Regions from separate parts of the Homo sapiens genome. Here region 2 is linked to region 1. Evidence: read pairs that join two places in POLR2A ChIA-PET (ENCODE). Cell type or tissue: GM12878. All regions are shown on one strand. Each heading gives the region's core, and the rest is flanking DNA. Links, peaks and the distances in the headings are about the cores only.

What was found. Peaks named below come from ENCODE experiments on the same cell type or tissue, not always from the same donor. Only the 100,000 strongest peaks of a DNase experiment are listed, where the experiment ranks them.
Region 2: POLR2A ChIA-PET joins it to region 1 with 5 read pairs; 3 of 35 experiments call an interaction of 5 or more read pairs at or near these places.

Annotation. Positions count from the first base shown.
Region 1 is chr12:109,888,678-109,896,214 of GRCh38, forward strand. It overlaps a transcript of TCHP not described here. Among named protein-coding and RNA genes, the nearest start is that of TCHP, 7.8 kb to the right of the region's middle. RefSeq lists a silencer at 3,141-3,200. In GM12878, for the core only: no CTCF peak of the experiment used is centred there; DNase peaks (open chromatin) are centred at 4,274 and 4,844; H3K27ac peaks cover 1,578 bases.
Region 2 is chr12:108,703,224-108,710,760 of GRCh38, forward strand. All of the region lies in intron 1 of CORO1C (coronin 1C), which reads right to left. Among named protein-coding and RNA genes, the nearest start is that of CORO1C, 25 kb to the right of the region's middle. In GM12878, for the core only: no CTCF peak of the experiment used is centred there; no DNase peak of the experiment used is centred there.

The sequences.
Region 1 (7,537 bases), core at 1,165-6,164:
AATAATGACAGCTAACATTTATTGAATACTTAACTATGTTTAAAACTCAACACTTCTACTTTCTAGCTGTGTGGCCTTGAGCAAGTCACTTCCTGTGTCAGTTTCCTGTGGCTGCTTGATGATTTAAAACAATCAAAATGTATTCTCTCACAGTTCTAAAAGCCAGAAGTCCAAAATTAGTATCACTAGGGCAAAATCAAGGTGTTGGCTAGAACACACTCTCTCCGAAGGCTCTGAGCTGGGCACGGTGGTACGTGCCTGTAATCTTAGTTACTTGGGAGGCTGAGGTGGGAGGACTCCTTGAGTCGAGGAGTTTGAGACCAGCCTGGGCAACATAGCAAGGTCCTGTCACCAAAAAAAAAAAAAAAAGACTGGGCATGGTATCTCACACCTGTAATCCCAGGACTTTCGGAGGATGAGGAGGGAGGATTGCTTGAGCTCAGGAGTTTGAAACCAGCCTGGGCAACATAGCAAGACCTCATCTCTACAAAATTAAAAGTAAAAGACGACTCTGGGCTGGGTGCGGTGGCTCATGCCTGTAATCCCAGCACTTTGGGAGGCCGAGGCAGGCAGATCACGAGGTCAGGAGATCGAGACCATCCTGGCTAACACGGTGAAACCCCGTCTCTACTAAAAATACAAAAAATTAGTCGGGCGTGGTGGCGGGCGCCTGTAGTCCCAGCTGCTCAGGAAGCTGAGGCAGGAGAATGGCATGAACCCAGGAGGCAGAGCTTGCAGTGAGCCTGCTGCACTGCACTCCAGCCTGGGTGACAGAGAGAGACTCCATCTCAAAAAAAAAGACGACTCTGGAAGAAAATCTATTCTTGCCTCTTCCAGCCTCTGGTGGCTCTAGGCATTCCTGTCTCACTCCAGCCTCTGCCTCCATCTTCATGTGAGCTTCTCCTGTGTGTGTGTAAATCTTCCCTCTGTTGTTTCATCTGTAAAGTTAGGACAGTAGCAATGCTAACTCCCTGTCAGGGCTGATGTGAGATTTCAATGGGTTAATGTAGATAGAGCAGTTTGCATGCTGGCAGGCAGGCAGCCCTCGATGAATGGTGTGGCTATTATGAATCGATTTACGGAGTTATTTCTACCCAGGACTGGCAATTGTGGGGATAATTGATTCCAGTGATGTCACCTCCCCAACTGCCAGGTTTTCAGCAGGACTAAATGTGCCAAATGGGCTTTGTTGAGCCAACTCCTCTGGGTGTTAAGAGCCACCATGCCAATTCTCCTTGCTGCTTCTTGGGGCCCGTCTGCCGCCTCTCCCTAATTAATGCGAAGGCGCACCCGCCAACAGGCCCACTTGCTGTCATCCCAGGAAACACCCAAGTGGGATACAGCCAAGTTTTGGACATTTTTTCAGTTACTGGATAAAAATAGTATTTTGATCATTTTAACAGCACAGAGAAGAGGGAGAATGCCACCTTGTCCTCCATCTACAGGGGCAGCCTCAGGGGCTGAGAGGGCCTGGCCTTTGTAGTCTCACATGGATAAACTGTTCTAAGGAAGCCTGACTGTGTCACAATCCTAAGACAGTGTCATAGCACACTACCATTATCATTAAATTGAAGAAACATGAAAATGAACCAACCTGTGCAACACAAAAGACCTCATCTCTACAAAAAAAAAAAAAAAAAAGTTAGCTGGGCATGGGGGCGCATGTGCCTGTGGTCCCAGCTACTCAGGAGGCTGAGGCTGGAGGATTGCTTAAGCCCAGGAGATAGAGGCTGCAGTGAGCCATGATTGTGCCACTGCACTGCAGCCTGGGTGAGAGAGCAAGACCCTGTCCCAAAAAGAAAGAGAGAGCAAGCCAACCTTTTTCTTTTTTCTATTTTTTTTTTTTTTTGGAGACAGGATCTCACTCTGTCACCCAGGCTGGAGTGCAGTGGCGTGACCTCGGCTCACTGCAACCTCTGCTTCCCAGGTTCGAGCGATTCTCCCACCTCAGCCTCCCGAGTAGCTGGGACTACAGGTGCATGCCACGACGCCCAGCTAATTTTTGTATTTTTAGTAGAGACCGGCTTTCACCACGTTGGCCAGGCTGGTGTTGAACTCCTGACCTCAGGTGATCCACCTGTCTCGGCCTCCTAACGTGCTGTGATTACAGGCACGAGCCACCGTGCTCAGCTGACCTTTTTCATTCCATTCAGTTCCGCAATCACTACTGGAACTTTTCTCTCAGACCAGGCTTTGCCAGGCAATGTGGGGTCAAAGATGGAGCTCTCTCAAGGAGCTCACAGACTGGTGGTGTTAATGGCAATGAATCATGTATGAATCTGAGCATTCAAAAATGAGGACAGGCATTAGCACACAGCCTCTGCCTGGCAGCTAACGAGTCCGGGTAATGGTTTTGAACCCCTAGGGTATTTGTTCCTTTCTTCTCTTATTAACTTCCCTGGGTGAAAATGTTTTGAATACGGAAAACAAAACAAATCACATTGGAATTTGTACCTCTATGGTAAACTACCTGTACAGTTTTGATTCCATGGGAACACTTAGGTTTAATTTTGAAGCAAAATCTAAAGACCAAAGTTCCTCACTGAATTAATTTTATAGTAAGCACAGTTTAAACATCCTTCTCTATAGGAAAATTGTAACTTTCGCTTATTTTTATTGGTACTTCTAATGCTGTGTAGTTGAGTGAGTAAATGTGCTATGGTCAGTTCTAACTAAAGGAGAAGATATAGTAATGGGCTTTCTTAATATTTCCTTTTTTTTTTTTTTTGAGACAGAGTCTCACTCACTCTGTCGCTCAGGCTGTAGTGCAGTGGTACAATCTCCCCACTCACAGCAACCTCCACCTCCCAGGTTCAAGCAATTCTCCTGCCTCAGCCTCCCAAGTAGCTGGGATTACAGGTGCGCAACACCATACCTGGCTAATTTTTTGGGTTTTTTTTTTTTAGTAGAGACTGGTTTCACCATGTTGGCCAGGATGGTCTTGAATTTCTGACCTCAAGTGATCCACCTGCCTTGGCTTCCCAAAGTGCTGGGTTTATAGGTGTAAGCCACTGTGCCCAGCCCCAATATTTGCTTTTTTTTTTGAGACGAAGTTTTGCTCTTGTCGCCCAGGCTGGCGTGCACTGGCGAGATCTTGGCTAGGCTCACTGAAAACTCTGCCTCTCAGGTTCAAATGATTCTCCTGCCTCAGCCTCCTGAGTAGCTGGGATTACAGGCATGCACAACCACGCTCTGCTAATTTCTGTATATTTAGTAGAGACGGGGTTTCACCATATTGGCCAAGCTGGTTACCAACTCCTGACCTCAGGTGATCCACCTGCCTCAGCAAGTAGAAACCTTGTCTCAAAGTTTCTACTCAAGGTTTCAGTAGAAACCTTGTCTCTACTGAAAATACAAAAATTAGCTGGGCGTGGTGGCGCATGCCTGTAGTCCCAGCTACCCAGGAGACTGAGGCATGAGAATTGCTTGAACCCAGGAGGTGGAGGTTGCAGTGACCTGAGATTGTGCCATTGCACTCCAGCCTGGACAACAGAGCAAGATACCATCTCAAAAAAAAATCATTTATTTAATGCTTCAATGAAAGCTATGGAAGAAAAATACAGTATGTCCTGACACCAAGTGACCTGGTCAGAGGGAATCAGGAGGGCTTCTCCAAGGAAGGGACATTTACACTGGGATCCTGAAGTCTGAGTAGGAGTTAGCAGAGGGGAAGGGTCTTCCAGACAGAGGGAACAGCATAGCAGGAAAGGTGGTGGTGAGAGATAAAGAAATGACCAGTGTGGCCAGTGATGTCAGCAGGGGACCAGACCAGGCTGGACACAGTGGTATGGGCTTCATGCCAAGGGAAATGGGGAGCCATGGAAGGTTCAAGGCTGAGAAGATGATGGAACTGCTCTGATGTGGTCTACCAGTCATCTTGAACTTTGGGACTTAGGAAGTAGAGGTTGTCTGTCATCCAGGAATGGCCAGTGGGTGCCTGTGGGCAGGAAAGTCACAGAAAACACAGGACTGACCTGATGCCCCATTTTGGTGGACTGTGCCCCATACCTGACACCCCAGCAGAAGGGAATTGGTGCGGGATTTGGGATGGGAACCCTGATGCACTGTAAAGACCATCAGAGTGCTCTGCCCAACTACTCTAAGCCTCAGTGGGGTTACTCTAACTCATACTCCTAGAGACACTGTGAGGATGAAGGTGGTCACCCAGGAACAGGACAATCAAGGTTCAGTAACTGGTAAGCAGGTGTTGGCTGAGTCTCCTCCTCTTTGTGGCTTCAGTTTCTGCCTCTACACACGGAGTCTACCAGCTGCTTTCACTATCACGCTGGCTCTGCCACTTACCTCATTTAGGCACACACTCCCCATTTCTGAGCCCCCATTTCCTCCTCTATAAAGCAAGGGCTTTGGGTGGGGTGAGCTTCAGCAAGCTGGAACCTGTGGTCTTAAATTGTGAACATCAGGCCGGGCGCAGTGGCTCATGCCTGTAATCCCAGCACTTTGGAAGGCTGAGGTGGGTGGATCACCTGAGGTCAGGAGTTCAAGACCAGCCTTGCCAACATGGTGAAACATGGTCTCTACTAAAAATACAAAATTAACTGGGTGTGGTGGTGCATGCCTGTAATCCCAGCTACTCAGGAGACTGAGACAGGAGAATCGCTTGCACCTGGGAGGCAGAGGCTGCATTAAGCTGAGATCTGCACCATTGCACTCCAGCCTGGGCAACAAGAGTGAAACTCCTTCTCAAAAAAAAAAAAAAAAAATTGTGAGCATCAGATCCAGCAGGGCATCTTGTCACCAAGGATTGCTCTTGGGCCCAGTCCCCAGAGAGAACTCTAGCTCTGGGGAGGAAGTTGGATGTTTATCATGTGTCTTTCACAGGATACTTCTTTATGCTGGTGGCTTGCCTAATGCCAAAGTGTCCCATGACCCATGACCAGGTGTCCTTCTCCCAGGAAACATGTTGAGATCGGCTGATGCCCTTGTGGCTCTTGTTTCACCTATATCCAGTTTATTCCAAACAAGACAGCCACTCTCTAGGAGAGCCTGACCGGGAGGGGTGAGCATTGAGTTCAGGTGTGTTGGTCGAGTGAAACACAGAGGGAGCAACTCAACAAAAATAGCAGAAGCAGTTTATTACTCACAGATCCAGAGAGCAGCGAGCAGGGTTTGCATAGCCAATGGAAATGGGAAGCTATTTGGGACATGTGTGCTTAACCAATGGGGACAGAGAGAGAGAGAAATATGGGCTAAAGACTTTATTGGAGGCCAGGCACGGTGGCTCATGCCTGTAATTCCAGGACTTTGGGAGGTTGAGGCACGTGGATTACTTGAGGTCAGAAGTTCAAGACCAGCCTGGCCACTATGGTGAAATGCCATCTCTACTAAAAATACAAACATTAGCCAGGCATGGTGGCAGGTGCCTATAATCTCAGCTACTCAGGGAGGCTGAAGCAGGAGAATCGCTTGAACCCACGAGGTGGAGGTTGCAGTGAGCCAAGATTACACCACTGTACTCTAGCCTGGGCAACAGAGTGAGACTCAGTCTTAAAAAAAAAAAAAAATGTAATCTCAGCACTTTGGGAGGCCGAGGCGGGCGGATCACGAGATCAGGAGTTCAAGACCATCCTGGTTAACACGGTGAAACCCTATCTCTACTAAAAAATACAAAAAAATTAGCCGGGCGTGGTGGTGGGCACCTGTAATCCCAGCTACTGAGGAGGCTGAGGCAGGAGAATGGTGTGAACCCGGGAAGCCGAGCTTGCAGTGAGCCACCAAGATTGTGCCACTGCACTCCAGCCTGGGCAACAGAGCAAGACTCCGTCTCAAAAAAAAAAAAGAAAAAAAAGGCCGGGTGCAGTGGCTCATGGCTGTAATCCCAGCACTTTGGGAGGCCGAGGTGGGCAGATCACCTGAGGTCAGAAGTTCAATACCAGCCTGACCAACATGGAGAAACCCCATCTCTACTAAAAATACAAAATTAGTTGGGCGTAGTGGCGCATGTATGTAATCCCAGGTATTTGGGAGGCTGAGGCAGGAGAATCGCTTAAACCCAGGAGGCGGAGGTTGCAGTGAGCCAAGATCGCGCCATTGCACTCCAGCCTGGGCAACAAGAGCGAAACTCTGTCCCAAAAAAAAAAAAAAAAAAAAAAAGACTTTGTTGGAGTCCAGGGCATTCCCCTAGCAGGTTTCCCTCAGGGAGTTCTACTTGTTGGGTTTAGAGCTAGTGGGCATGTGTTCCAGGAGGTCACACTGTGACTAGGACTGGTCACTGCAGCATGACTGTGCCATCCAGGCAGGGGGTGGGGTCGGGGGGTGAGTCGAGTAGTTTGTCTTCAGCTGTCCCATAGGGAGGGGGTCAGCAGTTGCATAAGACAGATACCTGGGTTGACCACCTTGAGGAACTGGGAGGAGGTGGAGAATGGACTATGTCAAGGGTTGACTGAGACCTGCTTTTTATATGAGAAAGTCTAAAATATTCAAAATGGTTGCCCAGGCAACATAAAATTACAGGAATTCACTACAGTTCCCCAGCTGAAGTAATGGTATGGTTCAAGGTTCAAGAATTACTTTTTTTTTTTTTTTTTTTTCAGAGACAGTGTCTCATTCTCTCACCCTGGCTGCAGTGCAGTGGCTCAATGATGGCTCACTGCAACCTCGACTTCCCAGGCTCAGGCAATCCTCCCACTTCCACGTCCCAGGTAGCTGGGACCACAGGTGTGCACCATCACACCCGATTAATAAAAAAAAAAATTTGGGTGGAGATGGGGTGGGGGGTCTCTCTATATTGCCAGGCTGGTCTTAAATGCCTGGGTTCAAGCGATCCTCCTCGGCCTCCCAAACAAAGTGTTGGGATTACAGGTGTGAATGACCTCACCTGACCCCATTGTTATTTTTTTAAAACACAAAGCTGGGGCTCTGAGAAGCAGCCTAGTAGCCCCAGGGTCTTTGAGCCCACCTGTCTACTTCTGCGGTCTTGTCTTCAGGTGGGGTGGGGTGTGAAGCAAGAAGCTGGAGTGGTTGGTGTTGAAATGTCATACCTTCACAACGGTACCTGCTAATTAAATGATGGCATTGTGCGGCTTCCAGTACTGTCATGTTTCATCTAATGGAGAGCGGCTCCCATAGTGTCACCCCCTCTCCCTGTTCTTGTTTTCTTCTCCCATGCTAGGATACCTAAAATCACAAGTCCTGGAGCAGCTCCAACCTGCGGGTTCCTACCAGGGCTTTCCCTCTCAGCCCCCTGCACGCCGTAGTCATTGACCTGTCATTGAATATTTCATATTGCCAAATTCTTTGTATGTTCACATTTGCAGGCCTCTTTTTTTTGAGATGGAGTCTCACTCTGTTGCCCAGGTTGGAGTGCAGTGGCATGATTTCGGCTCACTGCAACCTCTACCTCCCAGGTTCAAGTGATTCTCTTGCTTCAGTCTCCTGAGTAGCTGGGACTACAGGCACGCACTACCACACCTGGCTAATTTTTGTATTTTTGGTGGAGATGGGGTTTCACCATGTTGCCCAGGCTGGTCTCGAACTCCTGACCTCAAGTGATCCATCCGCCTTGGCCTCCCAGAGTGCT
Region 2 (7,537 bases), core at 1,115-6,114, 1.2 Mb before region 1:
GTAGAAGAAAAAAGGATTGCACCATGTCAGAGTTAACATCCTTCATAAATAAAACGTTCTTACAAATTCATACAATTAAAACCCAACAGAAAATTAGACAAAGGATATGAAGAATTTACAAAAGAAACACAAACAGCACTTATCTCCACTCCTTCCTAAAATCCTAATAAAATGAAAGCAAAAAATAAAAGCAGGTAAAAACATGAAAGGACAAGAGGACTGGAAAAGAGGCTACAAGAGAGCAAATGTGACAATAAACTTTCGAAGATGGAAAGCTGTCATGCACGTGTAACTGACTGAAGTGTGAGTGTCCTCTACTCAGCTGAGTCTCAGGAGGAGCGCACAAAAAGGACATCAAGGCCCACTGTGAATCCCCAGAACACTCCAAGGAGAAACTGTGTGTCTCCAAAGACAGGGATGTGGGAGAGGGACTACAGAGAAAATGACTGAAAGCCTGAATTAGGAGCAGCTGGACACCCAGATCCCAGGGCTGCACAACCAGGGTACTGGCCTGCCCTCTCCCCAGCAGAAGCCAGGAGAGGCCTGACTATGGGCCTGGATGACACCCAGCACAGGTGTGAACAGATGCCTCACTGACAGCCTGGTTCTATACAGTGGGGCCTCCAGCCCCTTGTTCCTCCTGGCTCCCAAGATACCACCTGCCTTACCCCACAAGAGATCAGACATCACTGCCCTCAGTGAGGTCCACCATTCAATGTGCCCCTCCACTCACACAGGCATAAGGTCAGCTTTTAGAACCTCACTTTTAAATGTGAATGGATATTTGAGGAAGGCCTCTCACTTGAAAAAGAGAGACGATTTTTCCTCTTCACTCAAATAGGCCAGATACCATCTAACCTCATAAAAATAGGAAGATTAATATAAATATGTAAAATGCTTTGTCTTCATTGAAAGATACTATACAAATCTTCTGGCTGACATACATACTAAACTACCTTAAAAAGTGATTTCCACCAGGCGCAGTGGCTCACACCTGTAATCCCAGCACTTTGGGAAGCTGAGACGGATCACGAGGTCAGGCGATCAAGATCATCCTGGCCAACATGGTGAAACCCCATCTCTACTAAAAATACAAAAATTAGCCGGGTGTGGCGGCAGGCATCTGTAATCCCAGCTACTCGGGAGGCTGAGGGAAGAGAATTGCTTGAACCTGGTAGGCGGAGGCTTCAGTGAGCCAAGATCGCACCACTGCACTCCAGCCTGGGCGACATAGCAAGATTCCATCTCAAAAAAAAAAAAAAGTTATTTCCATATTATGCATACTTATTTTCATCCTAAATACATGTGGATAGAATGATATAGAAGTTCTTTTGCTACAATCACAGAGTAGAATGTTAGCTACAGGGCAGAGACAGTAAGAAAAGCCAGTGCTTCCGCAGTGCTGTGCTGAGTCAGGCATCTCTAAGCGGAGCTTGAAGGGCAGTGTGAGCCCATTCACTTCCAAGGTCAAATCTGATCTGGGCTCACCTGTGTACATGTGGCATAGCCGCTTTTCTTGCACAGAATGTCTCAGGCCCTCCAGGCACACAATAGAGTATAGCAATTAAGAGAGCAAACTCCAGAGTCAGACAGCCTCGTAAGTGAGAAGCACAGCTGTACTATTTACTTCCTGGCCGTGGTACAGTACAGCAAGTCACTAAGTCTCCATTAAGTGTAAAATTCTCTATCCAAAAATGGGTACAATGCATATAAAGTTGAAGTGATCATTAAATGATCAATTGGTGATGGGATGGTGGCAGGAGATTCTTATGCTATAATAGTACCTTGTATGGTTAAATACACAAAATTAATCACTCAATAAATACTAGCTACTATTGTCATCCTAGTAACTGACATAAGATAATTTGGATTCAAATCTGAGCTCTGCAACATATTAGCAAATTACTTAACCTCTCTGAGCCTCAGTTTCCCATTCACAAAATGAAGGGAATGATACCTGTAATAAGAATGTAGGCCGGGCATGGTGGCTCACGCCTGTAATCCCCACACTTTGGGAGGCCGAGGAAGGCAGATCACTTGAAGTCAGGAGTTCGAGACCAGCTTAGGCAACATGGTGAAACCCAGTCTCTACTAAAAATACAAAACTTAGCCAGGAGTCCCAGCTACTAGGGAGGCTGAGGCATAAGAATTGCTTGAACCTGGGAGGCAGAGGTCGCAGTGAGCCGAGATCACGCCACTGCACTCCAGCCTAGGTGACAGAGCAAGACCCTGTCTCAAAAAAAAAAAAAAAAAAAAAAAGAATGTAAACCAACCACAGACAAGAAAGCCCAGACCCAGATGACTTCACTGCTAAAGTCTATCAAACATTTAAAAAATACCAAGTACTCACAAAATTTTCCAAAGATAGAGAAGAAGGGAACACTTTCAAACTAATTGTATGAGGCCAGTATTATCCTGATACCAAAACCAAACAAAGACATCTCAAGAAAATTACAGACCAATATCTCTTATGAATACAGATGCAAAAAATCCTCAACAATACCAGCAAACGAAATCAAGCAACACAGAAAAAGAATTAGAATTATACACCACAATCAAGTGGGATTTATCCTAGGAATGCGAGGTTGGGTCAACATCTGAAAATCAATTAACGTAACACATTATATCAATAGAAGAAAAAAAAATCACACAATTATCTCAGACACAGAAAAAGCATTTGAGGCTGGGCATGGTGGCTCATGCCTGTAATCCCAACACTTTGGGAGGCTGAGGCAGGGGGATCACTTGAGGTCAGGAGTTCAAGACCAGCTTGCACAACATGGTGAAACCCCATCTCTACTAAAAATACAGAAGTTAGCCAGGCATGGTGGTGGGCACCTGTAATCCCAGCTACTCGGGAGGCAGAGGCAGGAGAATTGCTTGAACCCGGGAGATAGCAGTTGCAGTAAGCCGAGACAGTGCCACTGCACTCCAGTCTGGGCAACAGAGTGAGACTCTGAATCAAAAAAAAACAAAAAAAACAAAAAAAAAGCATTTGACAAAATTAAATACTCTTTCATGATAAAACACTCAAGAAACTAGGAATAGAAGGGAATTTCCTCAACCTGATAATGGGCATCCATGAAAATACCACAGCTAACTCAATATTCAATGGCGAAAGATGCCTTCTCCCTGAGATCAAGAATAAGATGAGCTTGTCCACCCTTGCCACTTCTATTCAGGATTGTAGTACAGGTTCTAGCCAAGGCAATTAGGCAAGAAAAAGGAGTAAGAGACATTCAGATTGGAAAGAAAGAAGTAAAACTATTTCTGTGTGCTGAAGACATGATCTTATATACAGAAAATCCCGAGGAATCCACTAAAAGAACCAGTAAGTTCAGTAAGGTTGCAGGATACAAGATTAATATATAAAAATCATTTTTTTTTTTAAGATGGAGTCTTGCTCTGTCACCCAGGGTGGAGCGCAGTGGTGCAATCTTGGCTCACTGCAACCTCCGCCTCCGGGGTTCAAGCGATTCTCCTGTCTCAGCCTCCCGAGTAGCCGGGACTACACTGCACCCAGCTAATTTTTGTATTTTTAGCAGAGACAGGGTTTCACTATGTTGGTCAGACTGGTCTCGAACTCTTGACCGCAGGTGATCCTCCTGTCTTGGCCTCACAAAGTGCTGGGATTACAGGTGTGAGCTACCATGCCTAGCCGTATTTTTATAAAATCATAACAAACAATCCAAAAGTGAAATTAAGAAAACAATTCCACTCACAATACATCAGAAATAAAATACTTAGAAATAAACTTAATCAAGGAGATGAAAGACTCATACTCTGAAAACTCAAAATACTGTTGAAAGAAATTAAAGACACAAATGAATGAAAAGAAATTCCACATTCAAAAATCAGAAGACTTAGCATTGAGATGGCAATATTCCCCAAACTAAGATATAGATTTAATGCAATCCCTATCAGACTCCCAGAAGAATTCTTTGTAGAAATGGATGAAGGGATTGATTGGAACTGCAAGGGATCCAAAAATACCCAAATGACCCTGGGGAGAAAAAAGAGAAAAAGTTAGGAAGACTCCTATTTCCTGATTTCAAAACTTACCTCACTACAAAGCAACAGTAATCAAGACTGTGTGGTACTGGAATAAGGACAGACATTTATATCAATGGAATATAATTAAAGTCCAGAAGTAAACTCATACATCTTTGGTCAACTGATTTTCAACAAGAGTGCCAAGACAATTCAGTGGAAAAACTCTTCTCAACAGATGGTACTGGGACAATACGTAAAATAGCTAACTCAAAATAGATCAAAGACCTAGACATAAGAGCTAAAACTATAAAACTCTGAGAAGAAAACATAGGAGTAAATCTTCACAGCCTTGGACTGGGCAAAGGATTCTAAGATATGACACCAAAAGCACAAGCAACAAAAGAAAAATTAGAAAAACTGGATTCCATCAAAATTTATAAACTTTATGCCTCAAAGGACACTATCAAGAAATCGAAGACAACTCATAGAATGGGAGAAAACTTTTGCAAACTTTATATCTGATAAGACACTTGTATCTAGAGTATAAAAAGAACTCCTACAATTCAATAATAAAAACATAGTCCAATTTAAAAATGAATCAAAGGGACTTGAATAGACATTTTCCAAAGAAGATGTACAAATGTCCAATACACATGAAAAGTTGCTGGACATCATTAATCAATGGAGAAATGAAAATCAAAACCACAATGAGAGACTATTCCATACCCACTAGGATGGCTAAAATAAAAAATTCTGAGAGTAACAAGGGTTGATGAGAATATAGACAAATCAGAACCCTCATACACTCCTGGTGGGAATGCAAAATGTTGCAGCTGATGTGGAAAAGTCTGAAAGTTCCTCAAACAATTAAACAAAGCATTATCATAAGACCCAGCAATCCACTCCTAGGTATACACTCATAAGAACTGAAAACAGGTAGTCAAACAAATACTTGTACATGAGTCTTCATGGAAGCATTATTTACAAGAGCCAAAGGGTAGAAGCAACCCAAATACAGACTATCCATTGTATCCAATGGATAAACAAAATGTGATATTACCTGTACAACAGAATATTATTCAGCAATAAAAAGGAATGAAGTACTAATACATGCTACAACTTGGATGAATCTTAAAAACATTATAAATGAAAGAAACCAGTCACAAAAATCGACATACTAATTTATATGAAAGTCCAGAATAGGCAAATCTAGAGAGACAGAAAGTAGATTCATGGTTGCTTAGAGTTTTTTTTTTTTTTTCTGAGATGGAGTCTTGCTCTGTTGCCCAGGCTGGAGTGCAATGGCTCAAACTCGGCTCACTGCAACCTCTGCCTCCCAGGTTCAAGCAATTCTCCTGCCTCAGCCTCCCAAGTAGCTGGGATTACAGGCGCCTGCCACCACGCCCAGCTAATTTCTGTATTTTTAGTAGAGACAGGGTTTCACCATGTTGGTCAAGCTGGTCTCAAACTCCTGACCTCAGGTGATCTGCCCACCTTGGCCTCCCAAAGTGCTGGGATTACGGGCGTGAGCCACCGTGCTCGGTCTATTTATTATTTTTTTAGAGACAGAGTCTCACTCTGCACTCAGTGTAGTGGTTCAATCATAGCTCATTGCAGCCTGAAACTCCTGAGCTCGAGCAATCCTCCCACCTCAGCCTCCCAAGTAGCTGGGACCACAAGCGTACGCCACCACACCAGGCTAATTTTTTTTTTGGTAGAGATGGGGGTCTAACCATGTTGCCCAGGCTGGTCTCTAACTAATTGCTGGCTTTAAGGAATATTTCCATCTCAGCCTTCCAAACTGCTTGGATTATAGGCATTAGCCACCATGCCTGGTGTGTTTCTTTTAAGGTAATGAAAATGTTCTAAAATTGACTGTGTTGATGGTTGCAGATTATTTGATTATATATATATACTATAAACCGCTGAACTGTACACTTTAAATGAGTGAATTGTCTAGTATGTGAATTATATCTCCAAACTGTTTTTTTAAAAAAACTATAAAGTACTCAGCATAGAATCTGAAGCATAGTACATACTGTCTAACAAATGTTGGCAATTATTATTTAAGAGCCCAGTAATAGCTTTTCCCTATCCAGGGAGAAAACCTAAGCAAGTCCCTACTGATTATGGGCTAAAAGTAGAATTTTCATATAAAAGAACCGGCACCACTTATCAAGGACTCTTTACAGAATTTTATGTTCTCCCATTTCAGCACGGTATTTCTGCAGTTTAATTTCTCTGCAAACAAAGGAAAAATTGGGAACTATCCCAAACACAAAAACTTCCTCTTCTTAAGAGAGCTGTCTGCATTGTCAAATGGTATTAGTGTTTTACCACTTTAAAAACTGTTCAGTTTTAACCTTTAAATTAAGATGGCATATCACCAAACTTAGGAGTTCTGTTATCAGCTATATTGTCCCAAACTGATCAAATCATAAATTAGATGACTAAAATGTCCCCCTAAAACTAAAGCATTTTATAAAGGGATCTAATTTTCTCAAAAAAGAAAAAAAAAGAGTAAATGAAAAAATCCTGAACTAACACAATAGGCACAAATTCCAAGGAAATACTAGGTATGATTTTAAATGTCCTGTCAGAGAGTGGTTCAACTTTGGAAAAACTGCTTGCTCATTAGGTCTTTCAAGTACAAGTTCTTAAAACTGCATAGGCTTTCCCTTGCTTGCAACAGTAAGATCATCTCAGTAATAAAGAGGAAGACGATGTAGCAGTAAGTTATTCACTAAGCAAATCAAAGGAATATTTACAAGTTTCAAAATAAACTTACTTTCAATGGGAGATAATGCAACAGAGTTTTTAACCTCTACAAAACATGGGAAATACAAACCTTACTTGTCTTTTTAAGATGTAATTTATCACTCTCCTCCTATTTTCCAATACAACAGCAACTATTCTAGAATGGTTTTTATTATAATAAAAATTGATACACCTTTGAGACAATGCAGGAATAGGTTGAGAACACAGGCTCAACTATGAGATGCTCTCTCTGGGCGTTGGTTGAAACCTCTATCTTAGAAACATGGACAGTTGTCTCCCTCACCAAGTTTTCCAGGTGATACTGAAGGCCAAAAAGGAGGATTACGGGCTGCTCTGCCTATGGAGTAATCATTCTTTTATTCCTTTACTTTCTTAATAAACTTGTTTTCACTTTAAAAAGAAAAAAAATGGATTACGGGACAGGTTTTGACTATCCAGCAACTGTCATAATAAATTTTTAATAAGGAGATAACACACTCCTCTTTTTATCTTCAAATAAAATGTAAAAGCTGATAACTAATATTCATAATACTTAACATCTAAGGAAACAAAAAAGTTAAAATTTTTCTTTTTTTTTTTCTTTTTTTTTGAGACAGAGTCTCGCTCTGTCACCAGGCTGGAGTGCAGTGGCACAATCTCGGCTCACTGCAACCTCCACCTCCCAGGTTCAACGATTCTCCTGCCTCAGCCTCCCGAGTAGCTGGGACAACAGGTGTGTGCCACCACACCCTGCTAATTTTTGTATTTTTAGTAGAGATGGGGTTTC